Linked DNA regions of Homo sapiens: region 2 is linked to region 1. A link is an interaction called in ENCODE POLR2A ChIA-PET data of the cell type or tissue named here. Cell type or tissue: GM12878. All regions are shown on one strand. Links, peaks and the distances in the headings refer to the core of each region. The heading gives the core; the rest is flanking DNA. Region 1 has its middle 28 kb from the start of IFNGR1. Region 2 has its middle 53 kb from the start of IL22RA2.

Region 1 (5,384 bases), core at 149-5,148:
GGATAAGGGAGAGCCTCCACCGGCCCAGCTCAGGGGGAGCTGGTTGGATCCTTAAAGGAAGTAAACAGAAACCTCAAGTTAATTTGAGGAGAAGTTAAGAAAGGGATTGTGTACAAAAGTAGGGGCAGTGTGTAGAAAAACAGGTTTAATGCAATACTCCATTGGCCAAAACTAACAGGAAGTTGAAAGGCAAAGGAGGCTGCAGATGGTGTCCATAGACATCCTCTCCCTAAAGCCCAGAGCCAGTGAGGCAGTGAAGAGGGAGCCAGGTGAAGGGCAAACCCAAGATTACACTCAGTGAGGCTCATTTCATTCTCCTTATTAAAACAGTGAACGTACGTTATTTCTACCAGTTTGTATGCATGATATATTTTACTGGGGAAAAAATACAATAAAATTAATAATGTTTGGGCTTTTCTTTTCTCATTGAAAACTTTAAAAATGTTTCAAAAGTAGGAAGGGGGAGCGAGGAAAGTAAAAAAAAAAATTAAAATGACTAGTAATAGCCATTATTTTTCTTTTGTTGTTATCTATCTTTTTTTACTTCTTTGTATCCTCTGCTATGGTCTAAGGGTTTGTGTCCCCCTGAAATTCACATGTTGAATTCCTAATCCCCAGGGTGATGATATTAAGAGATGGGGCTTCTGGGAGGTCATTAGATCATGAGGGTGGAGTGCTCATGGATGGGATTAGCTCCATTATAAAACAGGCCCACAGGAAGAGTGAACCAGGAGGAGAGCCCTCACCAGGCACCCAGTCTGCCTGTGTGTTGGTCTTGGACTTTCCTCCAGAACTGAGAGAAATAAACTTCTAATGTTTATAAGCAACTCAGTTTATTGTGTTTTCTTATAGCTGCCTGAATAGACTAATACACTCTCATCTGCAAAGAGGACAGCAAAATATTTTAAAGGGTCTCAACCTTAAGTTGTCTCAAGCACAGAGCACCTGAGGCAGTGAAGCCAGTAGCAAAGTGAGAGGCAAAGAAGCTTAAATCAAGTTTGGCCTACAGCTGTCTCCTTATGTATTTTAAGTTTGACTTAAAGGCTTCTCTGTACCTAAGGAACTATAACCTCAATGGATTTGTAAACAGACTGTAACCTACTCTTGTGCCAAACACTGAGTTTTGGCCAGTCAGAGAGGGCCAACCTTTTCAACCGTGTTCAAATAAGGCAGGCACCATGCTGTGACCAATCCAGCTGCTTCTGTACCTCACTTCCGTTTTCTGTGCTTCCCTGTTCTCTTTCTGTTCATAAATCTTCTTACATCACGTGGCTGCACTGGTGTCTCTCTGAGCCTACTCTAGCTTGGGAGGCTACTTCATTCACAAATTGTTCTTGGCTCAATTAAATTCCGTTAAATTTACTTTAGCTAAAGTTTTCCTTCTAACACTCATTTATCAGATCTGTCAGCCAAGAAATAAAAGCAATTTCCAAGTTTCTCACTGGGAAGTCAGGGATGACCATTTATGAGGAGGTAGTTTGGTAGATCAAAAATGGCAGACTGGGAATGAATTAAATCTCATTTACGTGAAAATAACATACAAATAAAAATTAAACAGAAAAAAACAATTTAAACATAAATAAGTCTAAAGATCATAGACAAAGTGGTTTTCCTTTTTTTTTTTAGTTTCAGTGTTCTTCATTATAAAAAACATTTTATTTAAAAGCATAGTCAAGCAATAATAATGACTAACAACTCCTGGGTGCTTGCTTTTTGTCAGGCAGGGTTCTGAGTGTCATACATGCATTTAGTCCTTTTGTCATGACTGAAACCTACAAGAGAGGACTATTAGTACCTTTTTATAGATGAGGACACTGGGGCATAAAGAAATCAAATCACTAGGCAGTGGTAGAGCTGAGCTAATGTCCTTTCATGCCTGTGGCCTTGAAGCTGCTTGGACTAAGGGGCAGGATGCCTGCCCACAGCTCCATCCCTTCCATCTTCTCCTCAAGCAATGGGGCACCCTAAAAGAGGGCCTGTGGAACTCAAAGAACTATGTGGAACACAGTTTGAAGTCTACTGACTTAGAGGGAAAGAAGAACATAATAACATTCAGGAAAATATTGGAATTGAGTATTTCATTTGAAACAGGGCTTCCCAGAAGCCAAGAAAAACTGGGAACTAGCATGGCTTAGATAAGGATTTCCTAACCTATGACTCATTGAAGGCCCTGAAGTCAAAGGTAAGCTCCTGTTCATGTGGTTACCTGAGTGTCCTAGACACCCTTGCCCATGGAACTAAGTTTCCCTTTAATGTCCAAGTCAGGAATAATCTGAGTCTTCAGCAGGGTTGGGTGACCAAAGTCCAGTCTTTATCCAGCTTCTGACAAAATGGAATCTAGAAATTTCAAGGCAAGCCCATATGTGCCAAAGATCATCCTGATTGTAGCTTGCCATCCCAGTCAGACTTCTGGCTCTACAATGTAGTTCCTCCCAATTTCTTACCATTTTATATGAGTAATTCTACACATATAGCATAATTACAATATAAAATATTGGTTAAGGCCACAAACTTAGAGATCTAACAGACCTGGGTTTCAATCTTGTGTCAAGCACTTATTAGGTGTGAGCAAGTTGTTTAACATAGCTTCGGTTTCTTCATATGTAAAGTAAGGATTATAATATACACCTAAAAGACTATAGTGAGAATTAAATTCAGTAAAGCATGTGCCTGGGTCATCCGATGTACTCTGTGAATGGTAGCTCTTGCAGAATTATTAATTTTTGCAACAGAGTCTTCTAAAAAGATGCAGAAACCTTAATTCCATAGGACCATTTCTCATATCAACATTCAAGAATGTCAAAGACATTCAAATAAGGCAGATTAAGTTACATTAGTAAAGGCAACTTTACAAAGAGTTACACTAAATAATTCTGGTGATCTAATTTGATATTGTGATTTAATTTGAAACAAGCTAGAACCTGAAATCGTACTAGGGGTGAATGGTTAATATTTTACTTAAACTGTCATCAATATCAGCTACCTTAATTGCACTTTCCTCATGAATTGAGTCAACTCGAAACTGAGCTTTTGGGTGAATTCATAGAATACAAGTATTATTTGTTGTAAACTGAGACTAGATGCACAGGTTCCAGATGTGTACATGGCAAACTTTACTTCTTATTTGGAAATTATGAAGTATGTTTTGCTTGCTAAATAAGTGGGAATTTGCTCCAATCTTGTAAGGAGGGGGAAAACAAGGGTAGTGAAATTCATCTCCCAGAGAGCACTTCTCCTTTTGCTTCCTAGAATATCACCAAGAAGGGCATGTAGATCTTCCTTAAAACAGGATGAGAGAGTTTTTGCCTCACAATCAAAACTTCTGCATTCAGTTTTACAAAGCTCACTCACAAACAATTAACGGTGTTTGGGTCAAAATTGAGAAGTTAAAGTATTTTTGAAATAACAAATCCCAAACAACAAGCAAATGTATTAAAGGATTTGTTCAAATCAACCTTTTAGTAATCTGTTCTTCTCTTTAAGTAGCACTTAACTGCTGTAGCACTGAGAAATAATGCTGTCACAGTGGTGTGCAGCCTGCTCTAGCTGCTCATCCAAAGTCTTATTTATTTAGCGGTCATTTACTTCACAGTTATTATGCACTAAATTATACTAGCTTAAGTATAGCATACTATATATTTATATTTATATTTTTCTAACATAGTTTTTCCTCACAATGAAACAGACTTGTCCTTCATACTAAACTTGGTGAGGCAGTCCAGGTCAGTGTTCTAGGACAGGTGCCCCCAGTCCCCAGGCCGTGGACCAGGGCCAGTCCATGGCTTGTTAGAAACCAGGCTGCATAGCAGGAGATGAGCGGCAGCGAACATTACCGCCTGAGTTCCACCTCCTGTTTAAAAATTAAACAGAAAAAAACAATTTAAACATAAATAAGTCTAAAGATCATAGACAAAGTGGTTTTCCTTTTTTTTAGTTTTTTATGTTTTTTATGATCAGCAGGTGGCATTCAATTCTCCTAGGTGTACGAACCCTATTGCGAACTGCACATATGAGGGATCTAGGTTGCATGCTCCTTATGAAAATCTGAAGCCTGATGATCTGAGGTGGAACAGTTTCATCCCGAAGCCATCCCCTGCCCTCATCTGTGGAAAAACTGTCTTCCACAAAACTGGTCCCAGGTGCCAAAAATGTAGGGAACTACTGTTCTAGGACATACCTTAAGCATCTTAAGGAAGGGAATATAAAGATGCATAAAAGATTCTAGTTCCTCACCAGATGGTGAACTAATGCTGAATACCATCATTCCTCCCCAAACTGAGCCCAGAAGTGTCATGGTGAAAAGAAAGTGGATGATGGATCAGGACATAAAGACTCTGAGAAACCCTAGTCAAGATAAAAAAGCCTGTATCCCAGGGTTGGAGCAGAAGAGACCACAGGTGCAGCAGGCGGGGATGGGCTGCGGAGAGCTTTCTGGTGGTGGCCATTTCTCCACCACGTGTGCCCTGCTGGATCATCACCAGCCAGGATCTATGGCACTTGTCAGAGGCTGTGGCATCACATCAGGACAACCCTGAAACCAGGTCACTGAGAAGAGTAACAGCAGGCAAGGCAGACCAACTGCTTCCTGATCATTCTTCCCCCAGTCCCACTCAGGCCACCCCTTGGGACCAGGAGATGACAGCCCAGGAGGCAGCTTTGGGGAAGACCTGTGCAAAGTGAGATTCAGAAAGGTCCCCTGAGCAACAGGATAAGGAGTGTTGAGGGCATAATAAACGAACCTCACCTCACATCAGAACTCTCCAAGCTGAGAAAGTGCACACACGCTCACTCCTTAAGCATACTTGGAAAAGCAAAAGCTAGGATGTAAGCCTCTATCCCTTCCCTCAGGCACACACAACAGCCAACAGCAATGTGTTAGCTTCCTGGGCAAATAACAGGGTGTTTGATGAGCCATGCACACTTCTCCTGAACTTACCAGTTGTTGTTTTATATAGCTTGATTGATGCTAGATTGATTGGTGCATGAATGGGTAGGGAAAAATAAAACCCCAATATATAGTTGAAACAGACCCCTATTACAAAACACAGATTAACAAGAGAAAAACAAACAGACATTTATTAACATGTATATTTCATATATACGTGGAAGATACCCAGAGAATGAGTAACTCTCAAAGAGGTGTTTGGAATTTCTGCTTCTACGATGAAGAAGTGAAGGAAACATCATCCCCAAATATAACAAATTGGTATATTTTGAGCTAAAAAACACTGGAAAAATTACAGTTTCAGAAAAAGTCTAGTTGCCCTGTCTTTTCCTGCATGTAGCAAGCCAAAAAAGATTCTTTTGGGAGGGCTGCCTTCTCCTTACCTGGGTAAAAGAATATTCGTTATCACTGGAGACTGAGATTTGGTGCTGCAACAGGC
Region 2 (5,384 bases), core at 333-5,332, 130 kb after region 1:
GGCTGCAGTTAGTATAATAACTAACAAAATCAGAATGAAGGAAAGTAAAATTTTCTACTAGGGTATAATACATAATTGCCTTCTGAGGATTTGATCAATATTTCCCCTGAAGATAAGAATAGTCTATAAACAGTTAGAATTGTTAACAAATATCCAGGGCTTTCCAATCCATCCTGCCAAGTTGTAACAAGCTCTGAAACACACTTATCAGTAGGACTTTACCAGCACAGAACTAACCTAGGAACAGCTGAGCCTCATTTATTTAACCTTTTCCATGAAGCTGTCATGATAGCGTTGAACGAGTTAAGAAAAATAGACCACCCCAAAACTAATTATTTTTAGCCCCCCTCTTTTTATAAAGTTTAATTTAAAAAATCAATTTTTAATCTGGGAAGAACCTCAGAGGAACCACATAGTTTGTTTAGTGCAAAACGTTTTTAAGAAAAAAATTTTATGAATCTAAGATCTGATCTTGGGAAGGCAAAACTGAAACAACACAAGTGGATGGTTTCTAGTTCAGAGCATTACACAGGTGCTAGTGATCAGCGTATAGCCATAGTAGGTGGTTTGGCCCCTTATTAATAAGAGGCTCATGTAGCATTTAAAAATAAACCCAACAGAAGGTAACACCATCGTAGGAAAACTTAGCTTACTCAGAAGTAACTTTTATTCTTTGCTTGCTTGCTTACTTGTTTGTTTAATAATCAAGAACAGGCCAGGTACAAATGACTCATGCCTGTAATCTAGACACTTTGGGAGGCGAAGGCAGGAGGATTGCTTGAGGCCAGGGGTTCACAGTTACAGTGAGCTATGATCATGTCACTGCACTCCAGCCTTGGTGACAGAGCGAGAACCTGTCTTTAAAAAACAAACAAACAAAAAACAAACCAAAGTCAGCATAAAGCATAGAAAGTTATTTTGATGAGATATGTAATCTCTGCCATTTGAAATAACACAAAGGTAAAGGATAATTTACTACCTCTTAATAAGCACAGACTGAGGACTGCAAGTCCAACTTATCACATTTTAACAGAGGAAAAAATTTATAGTCTTGCATTAACACGGTATTCATGTGTTTTCTTTTTTAAAAAAATCTTACAAACAAACCTGTCAAAATTGAGCCAACTTTGCCAAAACTTTTAGCACATTGTGTTGCTTCTTTTCAGATTCATTTACCTTTAGGTATTAATCCAAGGCAAATAAAATTCTCTTTCTGCAAGCCTTCTATAAACCTTAAATATCATATCAGGTTTTTTCTTTACTACTTCTTTAACAAGATGCTCTCCTATAAGAAAGTCTACTCTTTCTCTTCCTTGCTAAATAATAACTCATCCCATTATTACCTAGATTCTACATTCATACTTCTCTGCCTCCACTTTACTTAGGATAGTCTCAACCACATAGAGTAATCATAACTTTTAAACAAAGTAATTAATTTCTCTTTCATGGAAAACTCTGGAAGACAGGACATTGAGAACTGTCTTTCGTACACTAGCATTTTAGCAGACCAGCAAAGCTCACAATGTGTGTGTGTGTGTGTGTGTGTGTATAGTATCTGCCAAAGAAGAATAGATCTTTGTCATTCCAACAGAGATGACAAAAAAAGTCAGTGCATAGAACCAGATCTCCATCCACTGCTGCCACAAAAGGAGAGTAACAGATTAGCTGTGCACAAGCCAGACTCACATGTACACAGGGTGGCGATCTCAGTAGAGACAGGCTGGGTATGTATTAATACTAGTCCCTGAACTTCAGTGAAAAAATAAATATGGACCAAACTTAAATTAGACAAGGCATAATTGGATGAATAGATGTAGCTCAGAACAGAAACAGAAACAAAAACAAAAACAGACTTGAAGAAGGGAAAAGAACAGAGAAACAGAGCCAGCAGGGTAAGTGTTTATTGCTGCTTGAGATTGTCTCCAAGAGCACAAGAAATACCTGGCATCAATCAGTGCAAAATTCAATAAGCCTAATTAATTTCAGAAGGGGAGTTTCCTGGGACATCTATGTGGAATCTCCAAAAATTGTCAAAGTACAATATTCAGTTAAAACAGATCTCCCAGCCTCATGAATATAACACATGTTAAAGATTTATTGAACTCATTATTAATGAAGGAATCAGCAGAAAGTTAAAGCTGGTTTAGTTCCTGCTTATGGTTTCAAATTGCTTTTCTCTAATCAACATCCTTTTAATACCGTCCTTTTTCTGTTTAAATTACCCAGATTTGGTTTCTGCTGCTTACACCTAAGAGACCAGCCTACTACATAAATTAGTACCATCACTGGTTCCAAATAACAGGCCTTGAGAGACAGAGAAAATTTGTGTGTATATTTTAGCCTTGTTAGAGCTGAGGGCAGTGAAAACATAGGTAAGAGATGGGACACTAGAAGCTAATGCTTGCCTTTAATCAAATTTCCTCTATGATACCCTGGAATAAAATGTCCCTTGAAGTCAAGGCTTTAGAGGAATGAAGGGAGGTATTGTCTCTAGAAGATTTAAAAGCTCTAATACAAACAAATGGAAGTTTGTTTGACTTTTATTACCATGTGCCTGTATACTCATTCACTAGCTTTTTTGGTCTGAAAAAAAGTAAGTGGGTTTTGGAAAATGACAAAGAGTAATTGTAGGTTTAATCAGGTAGTAACTCCTGTTATAGCTGCTGTTGAAAAAACAGTCATTGATTGGAGAAAGTCAACACAACCTCTGAAAACCAGTATGCAGCTTTTCATCAGGCAAATCTATTTTTCTCTATTTTAGTCAATATAGAACACCAGAAACACACCTTCAGGAGAGAACTGGAGTGCTCTACCATCTGCAGGACATGGCACTGTCTACTGCTCAGAGGAGACTGGGCTGACAGAGCTGGAGAGCCAGAAGTAACCCTCACCCACATGATTTAGTAGGATACGTGTGTGCCAGAGGGAAGGAAATAAAATTCATAAAATTCAGGAACCTACCCAATCAGTCAAGTCCTAGGAGGTTCAGCACACTGTGAGATACCCTCTGAATTAAGTGACATGTCGCTATCCTTTTTACCCCCTACCATTAAAAAAGGTCACTCGGTGGACCTCCTCAGGGTTTGGAAGCAACATTTGGTTTACAGTCCCTTGCGTTTACTAGATGAATTGAAAATTTTTGTATTTGAGTTCAGCCCAGAAAAAGAGATGACTTTTCTAGTTCATACTGCCAACAAGCAGCTCAGCCACTTGGTTCTTAAGTCCCAGAAGAACTAATTCACTGTATTCTGTGGACAAGTTGAAAATTAACAACTGCCAACACACCCTATAGACGTGGTGAGGTAAGAAATAGGAAAGAAAATTAAATATATATCTCTCATATATTCACACATATATAATATTATATATATTTACATATAGATTCATGTAATTTTTAATTCATTTTTTAAACTTAAAAAATATATAAGTTTACATACACACATATGTGTAGTATTAGGTTTGTGCAAAAGTAATTGTGGTTTTCTTGCGGGAATCAGGAGGACTAGAGAGACCACGGGGAAGAGCAGGATGATTTTATTGAGTGCAATCAGACCCAGTGGATGATCATCCAGAGACTGGGCCCAGAACAAAGACAGACTTGACTTGTATACACACTTCTAAAAGAGGGTGGGCTAGCCTGAAACAAGCTTACAGTGGCACAAAGCATAGTGGCATGAAAGCAAGGATACAGGGCAGAACAAAGGCAGTTAATCAAATTGTGACAGGTACATAACCCAGAATTACACATGACCTTTGCTATGCAGCCCAGATGGCTGTTATCTAGACTTTGCTCTAGTGCCTTGCACAGGCTTATCTCATAACCTTTGCTATGGTGCCCAGGGAGCTGTAGTTCAGGCCTGCTCAGACAGCTCAGGACCTTCACTGTACCACTTAGATAAAACAGAATATTTGAAGTTACTAGTTACAGAGAACAGGAATCTATAAACTCATACCATAAGAGAAAGGAAAATTTGTTTTTCTCCTCCCAAGGTTGAGGGAGTGCTGGGAGAGTCTCCAGAGCACATTCCTTTGAGCCCTGGCTTCCCAGATAGTGTTTATCGAGGCTTTTCCTGGGTCTGGGCTGTGCCTGTTGCTGCCCCTGGGATAAGTCAGCCTAATACAGGAAAGCTTATTTCTTTTTCTTTTTAATTTTTTTTCTTTAATTTCCACCTCAGTTTTCGCCAGTGCTTTTTATCTTGGTCTCTGCTGAATCCTCAAGACCTGAAACCAACACATAATTGGTGCTTGTTAAATATGTGTTGAAGGATTGCGATTGAATAAATTATTGATCAGATTTTAGCCAGGGCCAGATTTCAGTTTTAGAAACATTACTCTGGCTGTAATATGAAAGTTAGATAGAGGAGGTAACACTAGAGAGGAGACCAAGCAGGAAGTCGGTGGCAAACCCTGACAGTAGACACACAGCCACGGCTTCCAAGGTTTTGGACTAAAATCCCACCCTCTTCAGCAAATAACTAGTCTCATTCTGGAAAATGTCTACTGTCTTATTACTCCCCTTGAGGGAGGCTGAAAGCCTGACCTCGGGGTCCCCTGGGACCATGTGGCCCACACTTCTCATCATGAATGGGTCTTCTCTGGACCATCAAGCCATGAAGCAGGAGGAGCATAGCAAGACTGGATCCAATCTTACAGCACAAATAAGACTGCAGGATGTCAAGGATCAATGGACAAGGTGACCCACTCAGTGGACGTGTGACCTAGTCAGTCTCTTTCCCAGACACCCTGGTGTTTTCTCAATGTGTTCGTGAGCAAATGTCTGTGCAATAGGGATGGGGGTCCCACATGGCTCAGAAGAGCACAGGCCTCCTCTCACTGAGGCTGACCTGGCTGCTGCAGGCCTGAGTGTCCCATCAACCAATGGCAGGAAGCAGCCTGTGAACAGCTTGGATGTTAGCATATCTTGGAGGGGACAGTGATCTGCCCAGTGGGGTAGACACATCCAGATTTGGGTTTACCATCCTAGCTCATCGTGTTTCTGTTTGGGCCAGCACCTGTGGACTTATTGAGTGTCTCATTGGCCATCATGCTTTACCACACAACAATGCTTCTAATAAAAGAACTCTCATTGCAAGAAAAAAGTAGAGCAACTATATCTAATTGTCTACCGGACATCTCCTTTTGGATGTTTTGGAGGCACCTCATGCTCAACATAACTAAACACATGATCTTCTCCCAAAACCCAATCCCCTTCCACAATTTTCTAAGTGAATGGCACCATCACCAATCCAGGTACCCAAACCAGAAACCTTGACATCATCCTTAGCACCTCCCTCTCATCCTTCATATCTAATTATTTCCGAGTGTTATTAATTTTCCCTTCTAAATATTTCTTAAATCCATCCACTTCCCTCTATTTCCACCAT

What was found. ChIA-PET counts read pairs that join two places held together with the same protein. Peaks named below come from ENCODE experiments on the same cell type or tissue, not always from the same donor. Only the 100,000 strongest peaks of a DNase experiment are listed, where the experiment ranks them.
Region 2: POLR2A ChIA-PET joins it to region 1 with 6 read pairs; 2 of 35 experiments call an interaction of 5 or more read pairs at or near these places.

The regions. Positions count from the first base shown.
Region 1 is chr6:137,244,756-137,250,139 of GRCh38, reverse strand. No RefSeq gene overlaps it. Among named protein-coding and RNA genes, the nearest start is that of IFNGR1, 28 kb to the right of the region's middle. In GM12878, for the core only: no CTCF peak of the experiment used is centred there; a DNase peak (open chromatin) is centred at 2,981; H3K27ac peaks cover 230 bases.
Region 2 is chr6:137,118,080-137,123,463 of GRCh38, reverse strand. No RefSeq gene overlaps it. Among named protein-coding and RNA genes, the nearest start is that of IL22RA2, 53 kb to the left of the region's middle. RefSeq lists an enhancer at 1,743-1,912. In GM12878, for the core only: no CTCF peak of the experiment used is centred there; no DNase peak of the experiment used is centred there; H3K4me3 peaks cover 664 bases; H3K27ac peaks cover 3,437 bases.